Regions from separate parts of the Homo sapiens genome. Here region 2 is linked to region 1. A link is an interaction called in ENCODE POLR2A ChIA-PET data of the cell type or tissue named here. Cell type or tissue: PC-9. All regions are shown on one strand. Each heading gives the region's core, and the rest is flanking DNA. Links, peaks and the distances in the headings are about the cores only.

What was found. Peaks named below come from ENCODE experiments on the same cell type or tissue, not always from the same donor. Only the 100,000 strongest peaks of a DNase experiment are listed, where the experiment ranks them.
Region 2: POLR2A ChIA-PET joins it to region 1 with 10 read pairs; 2 of 35 experiments call an interaction of 5 or more read pairs at or near these places.

What each region holds. Positions count from the first base shown.
Region 1 is chr5:140,442,708-140,454,192 of GRCh38, reverse strand. It overlaps ANKHD1-EIF4EBP3 (ANKHD1-EIF4EBP3 readthrough), which reads right to left. Exons shown (of 36, transcript NM_020690.6): 6 at 8,218-8,451; 7 at 4,888-4,982. ANKHD1 (ankyrin repeat and KH domain containing 1) reads right to left here. Exons shown (of 34, transcript NM_017747.3): 6 at 8,218-8,451; 7 at 4,888-4,982. Among named protein-coding and RNA genes, the nearest start is that of ANKHD1-EIF4EBP3, 47 kb to the right of the region's middle. In PC-9, for the core only: no CTCF peak of the experiment used is centred there; no DNase peak of the experiment used is centred there.
Region 2 is chr5:140,602,076-140,613,560 of GRCh38, reverse strand. It overlaps a transcript of TMCO6 not described here and the pseudogene RPL36P11. Among named protein-coding and RNA genes, the nearest start is that of CD14, 25 kb to the left of the region's middle. In PC-9, for the core only: no CTCF peak of the experiment used is centred there; no DNase peak of the experiment used is centred there; H3K27ac peaks cover 396 bases.

The DNA of each region.
Region 1 (11,485 bases), core at 3,185-8,184:
TCCTGTATTGGGTGCATATATATTTAAGATAGTTAGCTCTTCTTGTTGAATTGATCCCTTTACCATTATGTAATGGCCTTGTCTCTTTTGATCTTTGTTGGTTTAAAGTCTGTTTTTATCAGAGACTAGGATTGCAACCCCTGCCTTTTTCTGTTTTCCATTTGCTTGGTAGGTCTTACTCCATCCCTTTATTTTGAACCTATGTGTGTCTCTGCACGTGAGATGTGTCTCCTGAATACAGCACACTGATGGGTCTTGACTCTTTATCCAATTTGCCAGTCTGTGTCTTTTAATTGGAGCATTTAGCCCATTTACATTTAAGGTTAATATTGTTATGTGTGAATTTGATCCTGTCATTTTGACGTTAGCTGGTTATTTTGCTTGTTAGTTGATGCAGTTTCTTCCTAGCCTTGATGGTCTTTACAATTTGGCATGATTTTGCAGTGGCTGGTACCAGTTGTTCCTTTCCATGTTTAGTGCTTCCTTCAGGAGCTCTTTTAGGGCAGGCCTGGTGGTGACAAAATCTCTCAGCATTTGCTTGTCTGTAAAGGATTTTATTTCCCCTTCACTTATGAAGCTTAGTTTGGCTGGATATGAAATTCTGGGTTGAAAATTCTTTTCTTTAAGAATGTTGAATATTGGGCCCCATTCTCTTCTGGCTTGTAGAGTTTCTGCCAAGAGATCCGCTGTTAGTCTGATGGGTTTCCCTTTGTGGGTAACCCGACCTCTCTCACTGGCTGCCCTTAACATTTTTTCCTTCATTTCAACGTTGGTGAATCTGACAATTATGTGTCCTGGAGCTGCTCTTCTCAAGGAGTATCTTTGTGGCATTCTCTGTATTTCCTGAATTTGAATGTTGGCCTGCCTTGCTAGGTTGGGGAGGTTCTCCTGGATAACATCCTGCAGAGTGTATTCCAACTTGGTTCCATTCTCCCCGTCACTTTCAGGTACACCAATCAGACGTAGATTTGGTCTTTTCACATAGTCCCATATTTCTTGGAGGCTTTGCTCATTTCTTTTTACCCTTTTTTCTCCAAACTTCTCGCTTCATTTCATTCATTTGATCTTCAATCACTGATACCCTTTCTTCCAGTTGATCGAATCGGCTACTGAGGCTTGTGCATTCATCACATAGTTCTTGTGCCATGGTCTTCAGCTCCATCAGGTCATTTAAGGACTTCTCTACACTGGTTATTCTAGTTAGCCATTTGTCTAATCTTTTTTCAAGGTTTTTAGCTTCTTTGTGTTGGGTTCGAACTTCCTCCTTTAGCTCAGAGAAGTTTGATTGTCTGAAGCCTTCTTCTCTCAATTCGTTAAAGTCATTCTCCATCCAGCTTTGTTCCGTTGCTGGTGAGGAGCTGCGTTCCTTTGGAGGGGGAGAGTTGCTCTGATTTTTAGAATTTTCAGTTTTTCTCCTCTGTTTTTTCCCCATCTTTGTGGTTTTATCTACCTTTGGTCTTTGATGATGGTGACGTACAGATGGGGTTTTGGTGTGGATGTCCTTTCTGTTTGTTAGTTTTCCTTCTAACAGTCAGGACCCTCAGCTGCAGGTCTGCTGGAGTTTTCTGGAGGTCCACTCTAGACCGTTTGCCTGGGTATCAGCAGCGGAGGCAGCAGAACAGTGAATATTGCTGAATAGCAAATGTTCCTGCCTGATCGTTCCTCTGGAAGCTTCGTCTCAGAGGGATACCCGGCCGTGTGAGGTGTCAGTCTGCCCCTACTGGGTGGTACCTCCCAGTTAGGCTACTCAGGGGTCAGGGACCCACATGAGGAGGCAGTCTGTCCATTCTCAGATCTCAAACTCCGTGCTTGGAGAACAACTACTCTCTTCAAAGCTGTCAGACAGGGACATTTAAGTCTGCAGAGGTTTCTGCTGCCTTTTGTTCAGCTATGCCCTGCCCCCAGAGGTGGAGTCTACAGAGACAGGTAGGCCTCCTTGAGCAGCAGTGGGCTCCACCCAGTTTGAGCTTCCTAGCCGCTTTGTTTACCTACTTAAGCCTCAGCAATGGTGGGTGCCCCTCCCCCAGCCTGGCTGCCGCCTTGCAGTTTGATCTCAGACTGCTGTGTTAGCAATGAGGGAGGCTCCGTGGGTGTGGGACCCTTTGAGCCACGCGCGGGATATAATCTCCTGGTGTGCCGTATGCTCAGTTGGAAATGCAGAAATCACCCGTCTCATGCGTCGCTCATGCTGGGAGCTGTAGACTGGAGCTGTTCCTATTTGGCCATCTTGGAAACTGCTCTTTATGTAGGTCTTAATGCTTGTTGTGACACATAAGGTCAGAGGCTATATTGTACTGTATTTCAAAAATGACCATAATGTTGCAAATGAAAAATAAATACTGAGTAGAAAAATAAGGTTTAGTAGTTATTTAATTAAAGAAATAAGGCTGGGCACAGTGGCTCACAGCTGTAACCCCAGCACTTTGGGAAGTTGAGGCAGACAGATAGCTTGAGCCCAGATGTTTGAGACCACCCTGGGGAAAGGGTGAAACCATGTTCCTACAAAAAATACAAAAATTAGCCAAGCATAGTGGTGTGCGCCTGTAGTCCCAGCTACTTGGGAGGCTGAGGGCAGAGGGACTGCTTCAGCATAGGAGGCAGAGGTTGCAGTGAGCCAAGATCACGCCACTGCACCCAGCCTGAATGATAGAGACCCTGTCTCAAAAACAAAAAAGAATTAAATAAAGAAACCTTAGTTGTTAAATTTCAATACCCATCAAGACTTTTATTATACTTAACTGACTAGCCCAGCCTTAATCACTTTTGATATATGCCAAAAACAGATGACTTCACATTAAAATTTCAGTTTTACTAATACTTCAAATACATGTAAAATAAAATATTTTAACCAAATTACTGTACTGAGTCATCTGGTAGTTGAAATGCATTTCTAATTGAAAAGAAAATAAGGATTTATAAATGTCAACAGATCAAGGAACTGCTATTGTGCCTATCTCCTCTAGGCTCTCAATACATTGTTTTACTTGAATTTACTTGAATTTTTGAAGTTTTTTGTTTTGTTTTGTTTTGTTTTGTTTTTTGAGACAGAGTCTCACTCTGTCACCCAGGCTGGAGTGCAGTGGTGTGATCTCAGCTCACTGCAACCTCCACCTCCCAGGTTCAAGTGATTCTTGTGTCTTAGCCTCCCAAGTAGCTGGGATTACAGGTGCACACTACCACGCCTGGCTAATTTTTGTATTTTAGTAGAGATGGGGTTTCACCATGTTGGCCAGGCTGGTCTTGAAGTCCTGGCCTCAAGTGATCCACCCGCCTCAGCCTCTCAAAGTGCTAGGATTACAGGCATGAGCCACCACGCCCAGCCAAATTCTTGAATATTTTTTTGATAGATTCTGCTAACATATCTTGCATACATATATTAAGAGGGGAATTCCAACAAAATAATAATAATAAATAAATAAATAAATAAATCTTTTCTTAAAGCCTAGGCAACATAGTGAGATGCTGTCTCTACAAAAAATTTAAAAGTTAGCTAGGCATGGTAACGTGCCCCTCTAGTCTCAGGTACTCAGGAAGCTGAGGCGAGAGGACTGCTTGAGTACAGGAGGTACAGGCTGTAATGAGCCATGACAGTGCCACTGCACTCTACCCTGGGCAACAGAGTGAGAGTCTGTCTTCAAAATAAAGAGAGAGAGAGAGAGAGACCAATAGAAAAACCACCCAATCAACCCATAGAATCATATGATATATGAGATAGTATAAGATACAGGTGGGAGGCTTGGGAAGCTGAGGCACGAGAATCACTTGAACCTACTTGGGAGGCTGATGCACGAGAATCACTTGAACCTGGGAGGTAGGCTGCAGTGAGCTAAGATCACACCACTGCACTCCAGCCTGGGCAACAGAGCAAGACTCTGTCTCAAAAAAAAAAAAAAAATAGATAGAGGTAATATGTGGCTGCTACATTAAGCCATTATGTTTTGAGTGATTCGCTAAACAGCAATAGTCAACAAAATACAAATTAACATGTGTAATGATGAGCTTATTTAATCACATCTGAAAAAATGCGTTTGCACTTCCAGGTAATTTTCTTGCCATTAAATCTGTCTTAAATACTTATCAGAATGCTTTGAGTTTCTTTGTATTTGCACTCTCTTTTAGATATGCATATACGCATGATATATATGTGCTTACAGAAGTAGAAAAAGGATTTCTGGATTGACAGCATTAAAGGTGATTATTCTCTGTGACACAGAGAATTGTATATTAAAAGTATGATTCTACATTATCCTTTAAAAAAACAGTTAAATGTTTTATAGGCTATCCATACAGTTTGAGTCAATATATTTTGAGGTCAATTTGCTATTTAAGATTTTAATATGAAACTGTAAAAACACTAGAACTATGTCTACTATCTCCAGAATTAGAGTTTTATCAATAATATCCCTAAGGCCAAATACTTTGACTGTTCTATTCCAAAAGCAGATGCATTCAAGCATCAACTTTGTTTAATTTAGCATTAAGAAATTATATAAACCCAACACCAATTAATAACTCTTTTTTTTTTTTTTTTGAGACCGAGTCTCGCTCTATCGCCCAGGCTGGAGTGCAGTTGCGCAATCTCTGCTCACTGCAACCTCCATCTCCCGGGTTCAAGCGATTCTCCTGCCTCAGCCTCCCGAGTAGCTGGGACTACAGGCACCCGCCCCATACCCAGCTAATTTTTGTAGTTTTAGTAGAGACAGGGTTTCACCATACTGGCCAGGCTGGTCTCGAACTCCTGACCATGTGATCCGCCCGACTTGGCCTCTCAAAGTGCTGGGATTACAGGCGTGAGCCACCGCACTGGCAATTAATCACTCTTAAAGGCTTAAACACATACGACCTTTTCTTCCCATAAAATCTCAAGTGAGTGTAATTTAAAATTACCATGCAGGCCTCCATTAAGGCAGTGTGCATCTCATCTGTTTTGTGCTCTTGATCTGCACCAGCTTCAAGTAGAAAGCGAACCATATCCAAATGGCCTTGAAAAAAGGAACAAAAATTTTAAAAGAATTCACTATCAGTTTAATATTTAAATATTGAGGTATGGAATCTTTTTCTTCAGATGTCTATACAAGAATTTGATAACTTATTTTGCATTCAATAAATAAATCAGTAACAGTTTTACAAAGCCCATTCAAAGCAATATACAGGCTTTTTTCAAGGTCTTATTATCTAGGCTTTAAAGACTGAATTAGTCCAAGGCACATAATTCAAGTTAAGTAAAGCAATAATGCTTTTACCTTGGTTGAAAATACATAAATTATTTATCTAATCAAAACACTGAGATCAAATAGAAAGCCAAGTAAAGTATCTTGGCATCATATATTCCAGAAAAACAGCTTTAAAATAACCATAAACCCACTGTGGCAATAAGCAGGCACAGAAAACTCCATTTAAAATAATTCCAATCCTCTTGATACAGTGAATATATAAAAAGCCTTGATAGTCAATAAGAAAATGACAAACACTCCAGAAGAATGGGTGACAGATATGAAATGATAATTCAACAAAGAAATGCAAGTGAATATTAAACTGATGAAAACAATATTAAACCTTCCTATTAAAGAAATGCAAATTAAAACAAGACACCATGTTTTTACTATCAAAAATAGCAAATATTAAAAAGAATGATAAAACCCAGTATTGGTGAGGGTGTAGGGTGGGGCAAAGGGCACTCTCAAACATTGTTGGTGGGAGTATAAATTGGTTGAACCTTTCTAGAAGGCAATTTGGCAATATGTAGCAAAACCCTTAAAAATGTCCATACCCTTTGACCCAGCAATTCCACTTCCAGGAATTTATCCTAAGGAAATAATCAGAGGTTATGCAAAAATGTCTGCACAAGGATGTGATCAGTGTTTTTAATAATAGTGAAAACCTGGGAAGAATTTAAGTGTCCAACAATAGGCAATTATGGTACATCTATTTGATGTATTTGGCAGAGACTGCTAGTTCCCTATCTAATATCCACTCTCTTATTCTTTCTCACTTTAAGAGACGAGGTCTCTGTTGGCCAGGCTATAGTCCAGTGGCATGATCATAGCTCACTGCAGCCTCAAACTCCAAGGCTCAAGGGATCCGTCCACCTCAGCTGCCCGAGTAGCTAGGACTGATCTAGGCCTCAAGAGATCCTCCTGCCTCAGCCTCCCAAAATGCTGGGATTATAGGTGTGAGTTACTGCACCCAGCATTCTTTAATTCCTTTTTAATAATAGAACTCCAGTTTCATCTGGGCAGCAACATACCTGACTAGAAGACTATGTTTCTCTGCCCCTCTTGCAGTTATGTGTAGCCAATGAGATGTAAGTGGTAGTTATAAGGCCGCACACCTAGGAAGACTCTTTAAAGGGAGCTTACTAAATTGAGAGGCACTCCTTATATTGCCCTTAACGTCTTTCCTAGAATGTGAACTGCTGGGGTCCTAGCTATCATCTTGGTTTTAGGTTTATTGTAACCTTGTGGATACAAACCACATACTAGGATAGCAGAGCAGAAAAATAGAATTATGAGCTCTTGATGACAATGGAACTGCCATACTAGCCCTAAACGGCTTACCTTTGAATTTCTCTCTTGCTCAAATCGTTAATTTAGATTTTGTGACATATGCAACCAATTTTAATCCTAAATGAAATAGTGAAATAGTATATAATCATCAAAAGTTACATTGTAAGAATATTTATTGAGGCCAGGCATGGTGGCTTACACCTGTAATCCTAACACTTTGGGAGTCTGAAGTAGGAAGATCACTTGAGGCCTGGAGGTTGAGAGCCACCTGGGCAACATAGTGAGACCCCCATCTCTACAAAAAAATAAAAATAAAATTAGCTGGGTATGGTGGTGTGAGTCTGTAATCCTAGCTATTCAGGAGGCTGAGGCAGGAGGATAGCTTGAACCCAGGAGTTTGAGGCTGCAGTGAGCTATGACAGTGCCACTGCACTCCGTCCTGGGTGATAGAGCAAAACCCTGTCTCTAAAAATAATAAAAAATAGGCCAGGCACGGTGGTTCATGCCTGTAACCCCAGCACTTTAGGAGGCCAAGGCAGGTGGATCATTTGAGGTCAGGAGACCAGACTGACTAATATGATGAAACCCTGTCTCTACTAAAAATACAAAAATTAGCCAGACATGTGGCATGCACCTGTAATACCAGCTACTAGGGAGGCTGAGACAGGAGAATCACTTGAACCCGGGAGGCGGAAGTTGCAGTGAGCCAAGATCACACCATTGCACTCCAGCCTGGGCAACAAGAGTGAAACTCCGTCTCAAAAAAACAATGATAATAAATGAAAAATAAAAAATAAAGAATATTTATTGAGATGAAAAATGTCCATGATACACTGCTAAGTAAAATAAGTAGATTATAAAACTGTTAGAGTATAACTATTTTGTTTAAAATATATATATGTTTGTATATAAACATACTTAAAAACAAACTGGAAATGTATACACTAAAATATTGTATACATGCTTTTTTATCTTTAGATGGTAGCATTACATGTCATTTTAAAATTTCTTTTCTTTAGCTGGGTGTGCTGGCTCACGCCTGTAATCCCAGCACTTTGGGAGGCTTGGGAGGCTGAGGCAGGAGGATCACTTGAGGTCAGGAGTTCAAGACCAGCCTGGCCAACATAGTGAAACCCTATCTCTACTAAAAATACAAAAATTAGCCAGGCATGGTGGTGCATGCCTGTAGTCCCAGCTACTTGGGAGGCTGAGGTACGAGAATCACTTGAGCCCAGGAGGCAGAGGTTGCAGTGGGCTGAGTTCGCGCCACTGCACTCCAGCCTGGGTGACAGAGCGACATTCTGTCTCAAAAACAAAAAATTTCTTTTCTTTGTGTTACTCTGTGTTTTTCAGGTTTTCAGTATTGTGTGTATTATTACTTTGGCATGTACTATTTTTTAAATAAACATTGGAAAAATCATATAAAACAAAAGTTATTAAATAATGGAAACCCTCTAAATCTAAGCTAAGTAGTTGGGTTAACTTCACAGTTAACCCAATAAATCTGAATTAAAATAATAAACATATACTAGAAAACTATATTACAGGCAATATAGACTAAAATAGACTTTCTATATAATTTCTTATAAACTAGATAATTTTATAGCACAGGGAAAACATAAGCAATATAAAGTAAACTCAAATACTCAATACTCAAATAATCAAAGTGGTTACGAAAAACATTATAAATATTCATACATGTATTAAGTACCTTTGTAGCAAGCAAGTGTTAGAGCACTTTCTTTGAATTCATTAGAATGAGTGTTGATGCCTGCACCATGATCTAAAAGAACTCTTGCAACTTCCACATGACCTGCACTGGCTGCTTCCATTAAGGGAGTATGTCCATTTTCATTATGATCTTCTATATTTGCACCTTCATTAAGGAGCACTTTAACAATGTCAACAAATCCTCCAGCACATGCATAAGTTAGCGCAGTGTTTCCTAAAAAGAAGAAGAAGAAATATAATACATGAGCAGAATATATATTTAAAAAATAAAAATAAATAAAAGATTTAAAAAGAAATATACAATCATGACAGAACAGATACAATTATGATTATGCTAATGCTCTAGGTATACCTCTTCAATTCCCTTACACAAATCACTACAACTATTATCTCAACTTTTTTTCGTTATCATTGGTTAGAAGCATCACCTTAATTTTCTTTTCTTTTTCTTTGAGACAGAGTGTCATTCTGTTGCCCAGGCTGGAGTGCAATGGCACGATCTTGGCTCACTACCACCTCCGCTTCCCAGCTTTAAGTGATCCTCCTGCCTCGGCCTCCTGAGTAGCTGGGATTACAGGTGCCCACCACCATGCCCCACTAATTTTGTATTTTTAGGAGAGACAGGGTTTCACCATGTTGGCAGGCTGGTCTCAAACTCCTGACGTCAGGTAATCCACCCGCCTCGGCCTCCCAAAGTGCTGGGATTACAGGCGTAATCTGACAATTATGCCAATTATACCAATTATGCCAATTATACCACGCCCGGCCAATTTTCCTACTAATTAAGAGATTTTCTGGCCAGGTGCGATGGCTCACACCTGTAATCCCAGCACTTTGGGAGGCCAAGGTGGGAGGATTGCTTGAACCCAGGGAGTTTGAGACCAAGGAGTTTGAGACCAGCCTGAACAACACAGTATCTCTACTAAAAAAAAACTGAGCCAGGAATGGTGGCATACCCCTGTAGTCCCTGCTCCTCTAGAGGCAAGAGGTGGGAGGATCACTTCAGCCCAATACAAAAGACTTTCTGGAAAGCCCAATACAAAAGACTATATGTTATAAAGATCTGAACAATATAAAAAGGCCAGAAAAGCAAATCTATAGAGACAGAAAGTAGAGTAACAGTTGTCTGAATAACTGAGGGGACTCCAAATGGGCATAGAGATCTTTCTGTGGTGATGGGAATATTCTACAATTAGATTGTACAACTCTATAAATTTACTAAAAATCATTATTGTATACTTAAATCAAGTGAATTTTATGGTATATGAATTATATCTCAATAAAACTGGGATTTTTTGTTTGTTTTTTTAAAAAGCAGCAGCAGCTACATTTGGACTGGGCCTCAAAAGTTAAGTAGGATTCCTAAAGGCAGAAAAGGACATCTGGCATCAAACAAAATGCATTAAGTAAAGGCAGGTGACCACATCCCCTCACAGAGCTGCAATACAGAGCTATGGTTTATGATCCCTGGTCTCTCCTGAGACTGACTGCTTTGGAGTACAGAAGGAAGACTTCTAGGAACCTGTATTTTTAACAAGCTCTCTTAAGTGATTCTGACATGCAGGCAGTAGGTGCAACTTACTGAACAAAATGAACGAATTAATTAAAATACGAACTTGACTAGAAATTATTGGTGAGAAGATGATGCAATTTCCTTCTGGAAATCTCTATTTTCCCAATGAAGTATGAGTTAAGGAAATCAGTGGAAGCGAGGAGGGGTATCTGTGGGGTTTGAGAAGAATGTCTGAAATGGCCACATGGAGAGTGTACGGAGGAGCCCATCAAAGAGCATGTGCTTACTGCATGGTATATAATAATCCCTTCCTTCTACATAGTGTATCTATTTCAGCTAAAAAAAAAAAAAAGGGGGGGGGGGACTTCATCTCAACCAAGCCCTTTTCTCTCTCAAAATGTTCACCTACTTTTTAAAAATAAAGGTACTGAGAACAACATGGTGGTTTTCAAACTGTCTTCCAAAGAACTTTAGAATCCCCGCTTCCAAGAAGTTCCTCAGCACAGAAGAAGATGGGGAGACCTAGGTTCCAGAAATTAAAGCCCCCAACTATCTCTACTTTAGATCAACTCCTCTTTTATCTGTGTAATATTATATCTGTGCTTCCATATACTGTTTGGCTTAAAGTTAGAGTTATTTGACAGAAAACAACCTTAAAAACCACTGAATTTGATGATCACCAAGAATCCTCAAGGGGAAATTTAAAACTTCCTTGTTGGCAGTACCCTCTTTTTTGAGTATTTTTCTTTTTTTTTTTTTTTTATAGACGGAGTCTCGCTCTGTCGCCCAGGCGACACGATCTCGGCTCACTGCAAGCTCCGCCTCCTGGGTTCATGCCATTCTCCTGCCTCAGCCTCCCGAGTAGCTGGGACTACAGGCGCCTGCCACCATGCCTAGCTAATTTTTTTGCATTTTTAGTAGAGACGGGGTTTCACCGTGTTAGCCAGGATAGTCTCGATCTCCTGACCTCGTGATCCTCCCACCTCAGCCTCCCAAAGTGCTGGGATTACAGGCGTGAGCCACCACGCCCGGCCTTTTTTTTGGGTATTTTTCAAAGGAGTGTGTATATAGCATAATGCTGTTAACCAGAACAAAGCAATTGATTTTATCATCTTAATTTAACAACTTTTGCTATAGTTCACAACCAATTAATGCCCTCTGCCCCTAAAATTTGTGGTATATCAATTCAAGGAAATATTACACAACCTTTAAAAAAGTTTGTTAAGAAGTTAATAAAATAGGCCTGGAGCGATGGCTCACGCCTATAATCCCAGCACTTTGGGAGGCCGAGGTGGGTGGATCACAAGGTCGAGATCGAGACCATCCTGGCTAACACGGTGAAACCCCGTCTCTACTAAAAATACAAAAAATTAGCCAGGCGTGGTGGCGGGCACCTGTAGTCCCAGCTACTAGGGAGGCTGAGGCAGGAGAATGGCGTGAACCTGGAAGGCAGAGCTTGCAGTGAGCTGAGATCGCACCACTGCACTCCAGTCTGGGCAACAGTGCGAGACTCCATCTCAAAAAAAAAACAAAAAAAAAGTTAATAAAATAGAAAATAAGTGAAGTCAAACAAAATTGCACATAGGGTATAATTTCAACTACATAATTTTATACATCAAAAATACTGGAAGGAACTAAACTAACACAGTAATAGCAGTGATTTCTGTGCCACAGAGTTTATGGGAGAGTAATCTTTTATTCTTCCTACTTCTCAGCATTTCTGAAATGTTCTTAC
Region 2 (11,485 bases), core at 4,278-9,277, 160 kb before region 1:
GTAAAAACCGAAACAGTCAATTTGTAGTCTCACTCTGCTGGAAGGCAAAGTTTCTGGGCAAAGATGCTGATGGGTAGGTGTGGCTCACTGTTTAGAATTCAACTCAGATGTCACCCCATCTGAAAGGAGCTACTCCTGCCACCATTTTTTTTTTTTTTTTTTTTTTTTTTTTTTAGTCAGAGTCTCACTCTGTTGCCAGGCTGGAGTACAGTGGCACGATCTCGGCTCACTGCAACCTCTGCCTCTCAGGTTCAAACGATTTTCCTGCTTCAGCCTCCCAAGTAGCTGGGACTACAGGTGCATGCCACCACACTCAGCTAATTTTTGTATTTTTAGTAGAGACAGGGTTTCACCATGTTGGCCAGGATGCTCTCGAGCTCTTGACCTTGTGATTGGCCTGCCTCAGCCTCCCAAAGTGCTGGGATTACAGGCATGAGCCACCGTGCCCGGCCCCTCCTGGCATCATTTCTATCCTAACATCATGCATGATTTTCTTCACAGCATTTATCTCTATCAGAAATTGTCTTCTTTATTTGTATCTTTTTTGGGTTGAAAATTCCATGAGACCAGAGATTGTGTTGCTCTTGTTCAGTTTTGTATCTCCAGCCTCTGAAGCAGTGCCTGGTACATGGCAAATGTTCCATAAATCTTCACTGATTTGATTGATTGAAGAGTGGGCTGAGGACTAGACCAAAAGGAAAGTGAGGAAACAGTGAATAGTATTTTACTTCACTAAAGTCAAGTAAAAATATTTGCTGAACTGAGTTTGAAGACCATAAACTATGTGTCATGGTTCCAGTCTCAAGGATTGTGATCTTTTGTTTTCAACTTTGTCCAGCAGTGTGGGGACAGGATTCATTCAACCAAGGTCGGAGGTCGGGGTGCAGGGCATCCTCAGAGAGGCCCTAAGATTGGGCAAGTTGGCCTGGAGCGGTGGCTCACGCCTGTAATCCCAGCACTTTGGGAGGCCGAGGCGGGTGGATCACGAGGTCGCGAGATCGAGACCATCCTGGCTAACACGGTGAAACCCCGTCTCTACTAACAATACAAAAAATGAGCCGGGCGCCGTGGCGGGCGCCTATAGTCCCAGCTACTCGGGAGGCTGAGGCAGGAGAATGGCGTGAACCCGGGAGGCGGAGCTTGCAGTGAGCCGAGATAGCACCACTGCACTCCGGCCTGGGTGAAAGAGCGAGACTCCGTCTCAAAAAAAAAAAAAAAAAAAAAAAGATTGGGCAAGTTGTGTTAATAAAGCAAGGCTGAATAATGTGCCCTAAACAGGGAAGGAAGTGAGGCAAGGAGCGGGAAATGGACTGAGAGATGCAAGGGCTCCACTTCTACATGGCACTTTGTGGTCGGATGGTTGGTGTGATGTGACAGACTTTATGCTGAAACAGTGGAATGTTGTGGTTGTAGGACTTCCTTTTCTGATCTCAAATCAGTTTCCCTGTAAACTTCCTCTTTTGCTCCTGCTCTGTCATCTGGAATCAAAATGACATTAGTGTGTTTTTGTTGTTGTTCTACACTAAGTCAAGAGTTTTGCTCTCAAAAAAAACTTGCTCTCTCCCATCCAGTCTTCTTTTCTCCAACACAAACCCCACTTCTTCTAATGCTCAGAGCCCCTCATTTACCAGATCATGGGAGGCTCTTTATAAAACATTTAAAATCACATGTAATGGAAGACATTGAACACTGACTTGAATCTTTTAGGCTATCTAAAAATTGCTTATTCTTTTTTACATATGATATTGTGTATGATAGGTCTGATCTTGTGGTTAAGTTTAAGAAAGAATGGCTGCAAAGACATCACAAGGAAAGAAAACTACAGACCAATATGTCTTATGAGTATGGACACAAGAATCCTCAACAAAACACTAGCAAACCAAATCAAGCAACATATAAAAATAATTATGCACCATGACCAATTGGGATTTATGCCAGGAGTGCAATGATGGTTTTGACAGAGCAGGAGCACTGTCATCTTGGACAAACACTGCCACTTTAAGTTCCAGCTCCTTTTCTAACCTCATGCATTTCAAGGAAATCATTTCTATTCTAACAACAAGCAGCCACAAAGCGCAGACAGTAAAACACAGACAAGACAGCTCAGGCACAGAGGGAGAGGGGAAAATCTCCTGGGTAACCACCAAACTTCACACTCATACAATAGGCCCCAGTAAAACAGTGGGCCCTGATAAGCACATTCCTTTTCCTTTAGGTGCACTGAGATAGGGAAGCTAAAAGCAGACTGGGGGTGGCGGGAGTGATGGGAAGTATGCCTGTAGCTGCAGGAAGATGTATGGGAACAGACACAAAACTGTGCCTCCCAGATAAGCAAGACAAAGAGACACAGAAACATTCTGAGCCTATGATAAGCTCTCCTGCCCTGAACCCTTAAAAACTCTTAGTCTGGAAGAGAGAGTGGCTCTGACCTAACTTGGTTAGAAGCCCCTCTCAGGTTTATGCTCCAAAATAAACCTGTCTTTGTTGAGCTGCCTTTCATGTTTCTTTCCTCTTTAATTCTTACAGGTTTAACATCTGAAAATTAATGTAATACATCAGAAAAATAGAATTAGAAATAAAAAACCACGTGATTATTTAAATAAATGCAGAAGAAGCATTTGACAAAATTCAACACCTCTCACGAAAAAACACTCAACAAAAGGAAGGAAGGGAACTTTCTTGCATGGTAAAGGACATCTGCCAAAAAAAATCAGTTTATATCATACTTAATAGTAAAAGACTGCTTTTGCCTTAAGATCAGCAACAAAACAAGGATGTATTTTCTCACCACCTCTATTCAACATTGTACTAGAGGTTCTTGCCATGAAAATTAGTAAAAGAAATAAATGGCATCCAGGTTGAAAAGCAGGAAGTAAAATGATGTCAATTCACAGATTATATAATCACATATATTAAAAACTCCTAGTGATTCACTAAAATACATGAAAACTAATCAGCAAGTTCAGCAAGATTGCAAAATACAAAATCAATATACAAAAATCTATTGTATGTCAATACACTTAGAATGCACATTCTGAAAATTAAATTAAGTAAACAACTCTGAGCAGGTGTGGTAGCTCATGCCTGTAATCCCAGCACTTTGGTTGGCTGAGGCGGGAGAAGTGCTTCAGCCCTGAAGTTCATGACCAGCCTAGGCAACACAAGGAGACCATTGTTCCTACTAAAACTTTCTGTTTGTTTGTTTGAGACAGAGTCTTGTGCCGTCGCCAGGCTGGAGTGGAGTGGCATGATCTCAGCTCACTGCAACCTCCATCTCCTGGGTTCAAGCAATTCTCCTGCCTCAGCCTCCTGAGTAGCTGGGACTACAGGCACATGCTGCCACGCCTGGCTTTTTTTTTTTTTTTTTTTTTTTTAGTAGAAATGGGGTTTCACCATGTTGCCCAGGCTGGTCTCAAACTCCTGAGCTCAGGCAATCCGCCCACCTCAGCCTCCCAAAGTGCTAGGATTCTGGGCGTGAGCCACTGTGCCCAGACTGTTCCTACCAAAACTTAAAAAAAAAATTAGCCAGGCATGGTGGCTTGCACCTGTAGTCCCAGTTACTTGGGAGGCTGAGGTGGGAGGCTCACTTGAGCCCTGGGGCTTGAGGTTGCAGTGAGCTATGATAGTACCACTGCATTCCATCCTGGGTGACAGTGAGACTCTGTCTCAAAAAAAGAAAAAAGAAAAAAATTCCACTTGCAACAGCAGCAAAAAGAATAAAATGTTTAGGAACAAATATAACAAAAGAAGAGAAGAGCAGACTTACACTCTTAAAACTACAAAATGTTGTTGAAAGGAATTAAAGAAGATCTAAGTAAATGGAATAATATCCCATGCTCATAGATCTTATGATTGTCAAGATGACAATTCTCCCCTAATTCACCTACAGATTCAATGAAATTCTTTTTTTTTTGGTGTGTATGAGATATTGCATTATGATTAGAAATCATTTCCAGCACTTGCTTCTATGCCTGTTGCCCCATGCCCGAGGTAGGGGGCTTGGATCCAGGACAGGGTGTGGTCCTGCCCGGGGGTGGGTCCCAAACAGATGAACAGACTGGACCTCCCCTCCTTTCCAATGCCAGGGAGGCTGCTGAGGAGGACCACAAGTTCCATAATAAAATAAAGATTTTATTATGCTCACAGGGGAGGGTGGCTCATTCCTTGTGGGCAGCTGCTTTCCTCTTGGCGGCCAGGATGTTGCTCAGCTCCTCCTGCTTCCTGTTGGCACAGATGTGTGTCCCCACCCTTTTCTTGATGAACTTGAGGGCCCAGTTGTCCTTAGAAACCTCAAGCAACTCCATGGCATGCCGCTCGTTTGGGGCAAAGCCATACCCCTTTCAGGCCAGGTCTGCACAAACTCAGTGTTCTTGGTGAGGTGCCCATGGTGGTGGCGACTGAGCCTGGGCTTTCTCCTTACCCCATCATTACCTGGGCCCTTGCTGAGACCCCAGTCATGGGGTGGCACAGAGCCATGGCTACTCCTTTTCAATCTCAATGAAAGTCTTATAAGAATCCTAGCTGGTTTCTTTATAGAAATTGACAAGCTAATTGTAAAGTTTATATAGAAGTTCAATGGGTGCAGAATAGATAAAACAACCTTGTAAAAGAAGAGCAAAGTTGGAGGACTCACACTTCCTGATTTCAAAACATTATTGCAAAGCAACAGTAACTAAGACAGTGTGGTAGTAGCATAAGGATAAGCAGACAGATCAATGGAATAGAAGTGAGAGTTCAGAAATATACCCACATGTCTATGGGAAACTTATTTTGACAAGGTTGTCAAGAACATCCAGTAAGGAAACACTAGTTTCAACTAATGGCAAAGGGACACCTGGATATCCATATGCAGATGTATGAAGTTGGACCCTTACCTCAAATCATATACAAAAATTAATTCCACATTAATTGATTACCTAAATGTAAGAGCCAAAACCATAAAGCTCTTAGAAGAAAACACAGAAACTAATCTTTGTGGCCTTTGATTTAGCAGTGGATTATTAGATATGACTCCAAAAGCCTGAGCAACAAAATAAATAATAATAAACTGGAATTCAAAATTAAAAGCTTTTGTGCATCAAAAGGCATTACCAAATAAAGTGAAAAGACAACCTACAAAATGGGAGAAAATGTTGCAAATTATATACCTGGTAATGGTTTACTACCCAGAGTTTATATAGGATTCCTACAACTCGGCAACAAAAAGGCAAACAAATCAAGTAAAAATATGGGAAAAGGGCTTGAATAGCCATTTCTCCAAAGGCACACAAATGCCTGAAAGTCCATGAAAAGATGCTCAACATTATTATTCATTAGTAAAATACCAAAAACAAACAGGCAAATTAAAACCTGGGCAAAGAACTTGACTGAACATTGCCACAAAGAAATTATAATAAATGACTAACAAACATAAGAAAAGATGCTCAAAATCATTGGCCATTAAGGTAATGCAAACCAAAAACACAATGAGAGGCTGGGCGCAGTGGCTCACGCATGTAATCCCAGCACTTGGAGAGGCCGAGGCGGGCAGATCATTTCAGGTCAGGATTTCGAGACCAGCCTGGCCAACATAGAGAAACCCTGTCTTTACCAAAAATACAAAAATTAGCCAGGCCTGGTGGTGAGTGCCTGTAATCCCAGCTACTTGGGAGGCTGAGGCAGGAGAATCACTTCAACCTGGGAAGCGGAGGTTGCAGTGAACCGAGATTGCGCCATTGCACTCCAGCCTGGGCAACAGAGAGAGACCCTGTCTCAGAAAAAAAAAAAAAAGAAAATAGAAAAGCCACAATGAGATACCACTTCACACTCACTAGTATAGCACTAATCAACAACAATAAAAAAAATTGGAAACAAGTGTTGGCAAGAAGGTGGAGAAGAAGGAACCCTCATAAATTTTCGGTGGGAATGTGATATGGTACAGCCACTGTGGAAAATAATTTAGCAGTTTGTCAAAAAGTTAAATATATAATTAATTTTACCATATAATCCAATAATTGTACTCCTCATTATATACCCAAAAGAATTGGAAAGGCATATCCAAACAAAATTTTGTACCAAAATGTTCATATCAACACTATACACTATAGCTAAAACATGGAAATGATTCAAGTGTCCACTAGTGGATAAATGAATACATAAAATGTGGTATACACAGACAACGGAATATTATTTAGCCACAGAAAGTAATGACGTCTGATACATGTTACAACATAGATAAACCTTGACAACATTATGCTAAGTGAAATAAGCCAGACACAAAAAGGCAAATATTGTATGATTCCACTTATGCTGAGTATCTATAATAGGTAAGCTTAGTCAGATGGTAAGTAGATTAAAGGTTAATGGGTTCTAGAGGGAGAGGAGACAGGGAGTTATTGCATAATGGGTACAGAGTTTCTGTTTAGGATGATGAAAAGCATTGTAAATAGTAGCAATGGTTGCACAATATTGTGAATGCAATTAATACCACTGTATTTATTATACACTTAAAAATGGCCAAAATAGCAAATTTTATTTTAAACAGTAGTCTATAAGGTTTTTTCCATTATTATTATTATTATTTTTTTTTTTTACTTTTTAAACTATTTTGTTAAAAACTAAGACACAAACCACACACATTAGCCCGGGCCTACACAGAGTCAAGCTCATCAACATCGTTGTATTCCACCCCCACATCTTGTCCCACTGGAAGGTCTTCAGGGGCAATTAATAAGCATGGAGCTGTCATCTTCAGCCTCCCGAGTAGCTGGGACTACAGGCGCATGCCACCATGCCCAGTTAATTTCTTTTGTATTTTAGTAGAGACAGGGTTTCACCGTGTTGCCCAGGTTGGTCTCGAACTCCTGAGCTTGGGCAATCTGCCTGCCTCGGCCTCCCAAAGTGCTAGGATTACAGGCGTGAGCCACCACACCCAGCTGGGCAATAGAGATTTTTCTGCTCCATTATAATCTAATGGGACCACCCTTGTTTATACTGTTCAAGTTTGACCAAAACATTATTATGTGGTGCATGACTATGTATATATTGCCAGAATTAAAATTAAAAATTAGAGCATAGATAAACAAAATAAGGAATGGAAAAAATAGAAAATCGGTAAAACCAAGAGTTGGTTCTTTTAAAAGATCAACAAAATTGACAAACCTTTAGTCTGAGAAAAAAAAGAAAGTACAAATAACTAAAATCAGAAATGAAAGTACCAGCCTGGGCAACATAGACAGACCCCATCTCTACAATTTTTTTGTTTATTTAGCCAGGCCTGGTGGCACACATCTGTGGTCCTAACTACTTGGGAGGCTAAGGCAGGAGGAGTGCTTGAGCCCAGGAGTTCAAGGCCGCACACCACTGCACTCCAGCCTGGGTGACAGAATGAGACCCTGGAAAAAAAAAAAAGAGGAAAGAAAGAGAGAGGGAGGAAGGAAGGAAGGAAGGGGAAAAGGAAAAGGAAAGGAAAGGGAAGGAAAAGAAGGGGGGGAAGGGGGAGGGAGGGAGGGAAGGAAGAAGGAAGGTTAATTAAAGTGGAACATTACTACTGACCTTACAGAAATTAAAACGATTGAAAGAAAATATTTTGAACACGATATGCCAACAAATTAGGTAATCTAGATGAAATGGACAAATTCCTAGGACACACTTATTGCCAAAACTGCCTCAACAACATATTTATAACAAGAGATTGAATCAGTAACCAAAAATCTCACAACAAAAAAAAGTTCAAGACCAGATAGCTTCACTGGTGAATTCTACCAAATATTAAAAAGACTTAATGCCAATCTTACTTAAACTCTTTCAAAAAACAGAAAAGGAGGAAACATCTTCTTTCTTTGTGTGTGTGTGTGTGTGTGTGTGTGTGTGTGTGTGTGTGTGTGTGTTTTGTTTTTTTTTGAGACAGAGTCTCGCTCTGTAACCCAGGCTGGAGTGCAACGACGAGATCTCAGCTCACTGCAACCTCTGCCTCCTGGATGCAAGCGATTCTCCTGCCTCAGCCTCCCAAGTAGCTGGGATTACAGGCACCCACCACCATGCCCAGCTAATTTTTGTATTTTTAGTAGAAATGGGGTTTCACTGTGTTGGTCAGGCTGGTCTCGAACTCCTGACCTCAGGTGATGCACCCGCCTCAGCCTCCCAAAGCACTAGGATTACAGGCGTGAACCACCACACCTGGCCTAAAGATGCCACTTTTACCACTTATATTTACTACCGTACCAGAAGTTTTAGCCAGAGAAACTAGGCAAGAAAAATAAATAAATAAAGGCATCCAATTTGGAAAGGAAGAAGTAAAATTGTATTTGCATATGATATGATTCTATAAATAGAAAGTCTCATAGAATTCACAAAAAAACTATTGGGGATAATAAATTAAGCAGTTTCAGACTACAAGATCAACACACAAAAATTAGTTGTTTCTATGCAATAGCAATTTAAAATCCAGAAAGGAAATTAAGAGAATAATTTCATTTACATGTTTTCAAAAAGAATAAAATTCCTTGGAATACAATTACCAAAGAGGTTAAAACCTTATAAAATGAAAACTAGAAAACATTGCTGAAATAAATTAAAGAAGACCTAAATAAATGGAAAGACATCCCTTCAATGTTTATGCATTGGAAGACTTAATATTGACACAGAACAACTGTATAGGATTAGAGCCTGGAAATAACCCAAACATCTATAACCAACTGATTTTTGATAATGAAGCCAAGATTATTCAATGGAAAAAAGAAATCTCTTCAAAAATAATGCTGAGAAAACTGGGTAGCTAATATGCAAAAAAAAAAAAAAAAGAGAAATGACACTAGACCATTACCTCTCTCCATATACAAAAATTAACTCAAAATAGATTAACAACTTAAATAACAGAACTAAAGCTATGAAACTGTTAGAAGAAAACCTAGGGATTAATCTTCATGACCTCTGATTTGGCAATGAATTCTTAGATGTGACACCAAAAGCATGAGCAACAAAAAAAAGTGATAAATTGGACTTCATAGAGATTAAAAACTTTGGTGCATCAAAGGACACTATCAAGAAAGTGAAAAGACAGCCTTTGAATAGGAGAAAATTATGAAAATTATATATCTGATAAGGGTCTAGTATGCAGTATATATAAAGAACTTTTACAACTCAACAACAACAAAGACAATCCAATTTTATTTTTTATTTATTTTTTTGAGACAGAATCTCACTGTGTTGCCCAGTCTGGAGTGCAGTGGGATGATCACAGCTCACTGCAGCCTCTACCTCCTGGGCTCAAGCAATTCTCCTGCCTCAGCCTCCTGAGTGCTGTTACTACAGGAGCACACTACCACACCCAGCTAATTGTTTTGATTTTTAGTAGAGACAAGGTGTAGCTATGTTGCCCAGGCTGGTCTCAATCCAGTTTTTAATAAGGCAAGCAACTTGAATGGCTATTTCTCCACATAGGCTATACAAATGGCTAACAAGCATATGAAAAGATGTTCAACATCATTGATCATAAAGGGAACGCAAATTAAAGGCACAATGAGATATCACTACACACTCACCATACTGCTATAATGATAAATTTTTTAAATAAAATAACAAGTGTTGGTGAGGATGTGGAAAAACAGGAACTCTCATACCTTGCTATTGGGAAAGTAAAATGGTGCAGCTACTCTGGAAACAGCTAGCAGTTCCTCAAAAAGTTAAACATATAATTACCATATGACCCATCAATTCTACTCCTTAGTATATACTCAAGAGAAATGAAAACATATATCTACACAGAAACTTGCACACAAATGTTTATAGCAGCAGTATTCATAATAACCGAATGGTGAAAATAACCCAAATGCTCATCAACAGATGATGGATAAATAAATTGTGATATGAACATTTAATGGAATATTATACAGCAAAAAAAAACCCCAAATATTGATACATGCCACAACTTGGATGAACTTTAAACTAATGCTAAGTAAAAGAAGTCAGACACTGGCCAGGCACAGTGGCTCACACTTGTGATCCCAGCACTTTCGGAGGCCGAGGCGGGCAGATCACCTGAGGTCAGGAGTTTGAGACCAACCTGGCCAACATGGTGTAATCCTGTTTCTACTAAAAATACAAAAATTAGCTGAGTGTGGTGACGAGCACCTGTAATCTCAGCTACTTGGAAGGCTGAGGCAGGAAAAGCGCTTGAACCTGGGAGGTGCAGGTTGCAGTGAGCCAAGATCACGTCACTGCACTCCAGCCTGGGCAATGGAGTGAAACTCTGCTTCAAAAATAAAATAAAATAAAATAAAATAATAAAATAAAATAAGCCAAACACTGAAAGTCACATGTTGTTATTGTTTGCCTTCTTTTATATAATATATCCAGAATAGGCAAATTCATAAAGACAGAAAACTGCTTAGTGGTCACCTGGGGAGGGGAGAGAGAGGAATGGGAAGTGATTACTTAATGGGTATGGCATGTGTTTTGGGCATGATGGAAAAGTTTTGAAACTAGAAAGAAGTGATGGTTGCACAACAGTGCGAATACACTAAATACCACTGAATCATACACTTTTTTTTTTTTGAGACAGAATTTCACTCTTGTTTCCCAGGCTGGAGTGCAGCGGCACTATCTCGGCTCACCCTGGCTAATTTTTGTATTATTAGTAGAGACGGGGTTTCACCATGTGGCCAGGCTAGTCTCAAACTCCTGACCTCAGGTGATCCGCCCACCTTGGCCTCCCAAAGTGCTGGGATTACAGGCGTGAGCCACCACGCATGGCCATTTTTCTTTTCTTTTTTCCTTTCCTTTTTTTTTGTGTGTGTGTGTTTGTGTGTGTGTGTGAGAGAGACAGAGTTTTGCTCTATGGCCAAGGCTGGAGTGCAGTGGCATGATGTTGGCTCACCGTAACCTCCACCTCCCAGGTTCAAGCGATTCTCCTGCCTCAGCCTCCCAAGTAGCTGGGATTATAGGTGTGTGCCACCACGCCTGGCTAATTTTTTGTATTTTTGTAGAGATGGGGTTTGGCTATGTTGGTTAGGCTGGTCTCAAACTCCTGACCTCAAGTGATCCACGTGCCTCAGCCTCTGAAAAGTGCTGGGATTACAGGTGTGAGCCACCACTCCCAGCCACACTTTAAAATGACTAATTATATGTAACATGAATTTCACCTCAATTAAGAAATTCAAAAAGACGAAATGAAACTGTAAACAGTTACAAACTGCTCTAAGTACTATAAGTGGGATGTGTAGGGCGGTGTTGAGGCCTAGCAAATGCCTGGCTCTGACTGGACAGCAGTGAGGTCATCACAGAGGTGACACTGGAGCTGGGTTTTGAGGGAGATGTAGGAATTCGGGAGATTGCAAGTGTAGGAAGTGAGAGAAAAGAGGTTCTTTTTTAAAAAGGAAGAGAAGGAACCATGCAGAGGGAACAGAATAGGCAAAGCCTTGGAGGTGTGAGTAAGCAATTCTCATACTGAGTACTAGAAAAGTTGGAGACCTAGTGTATATGGAGAATAGAAATAGTAGGAAAGGAA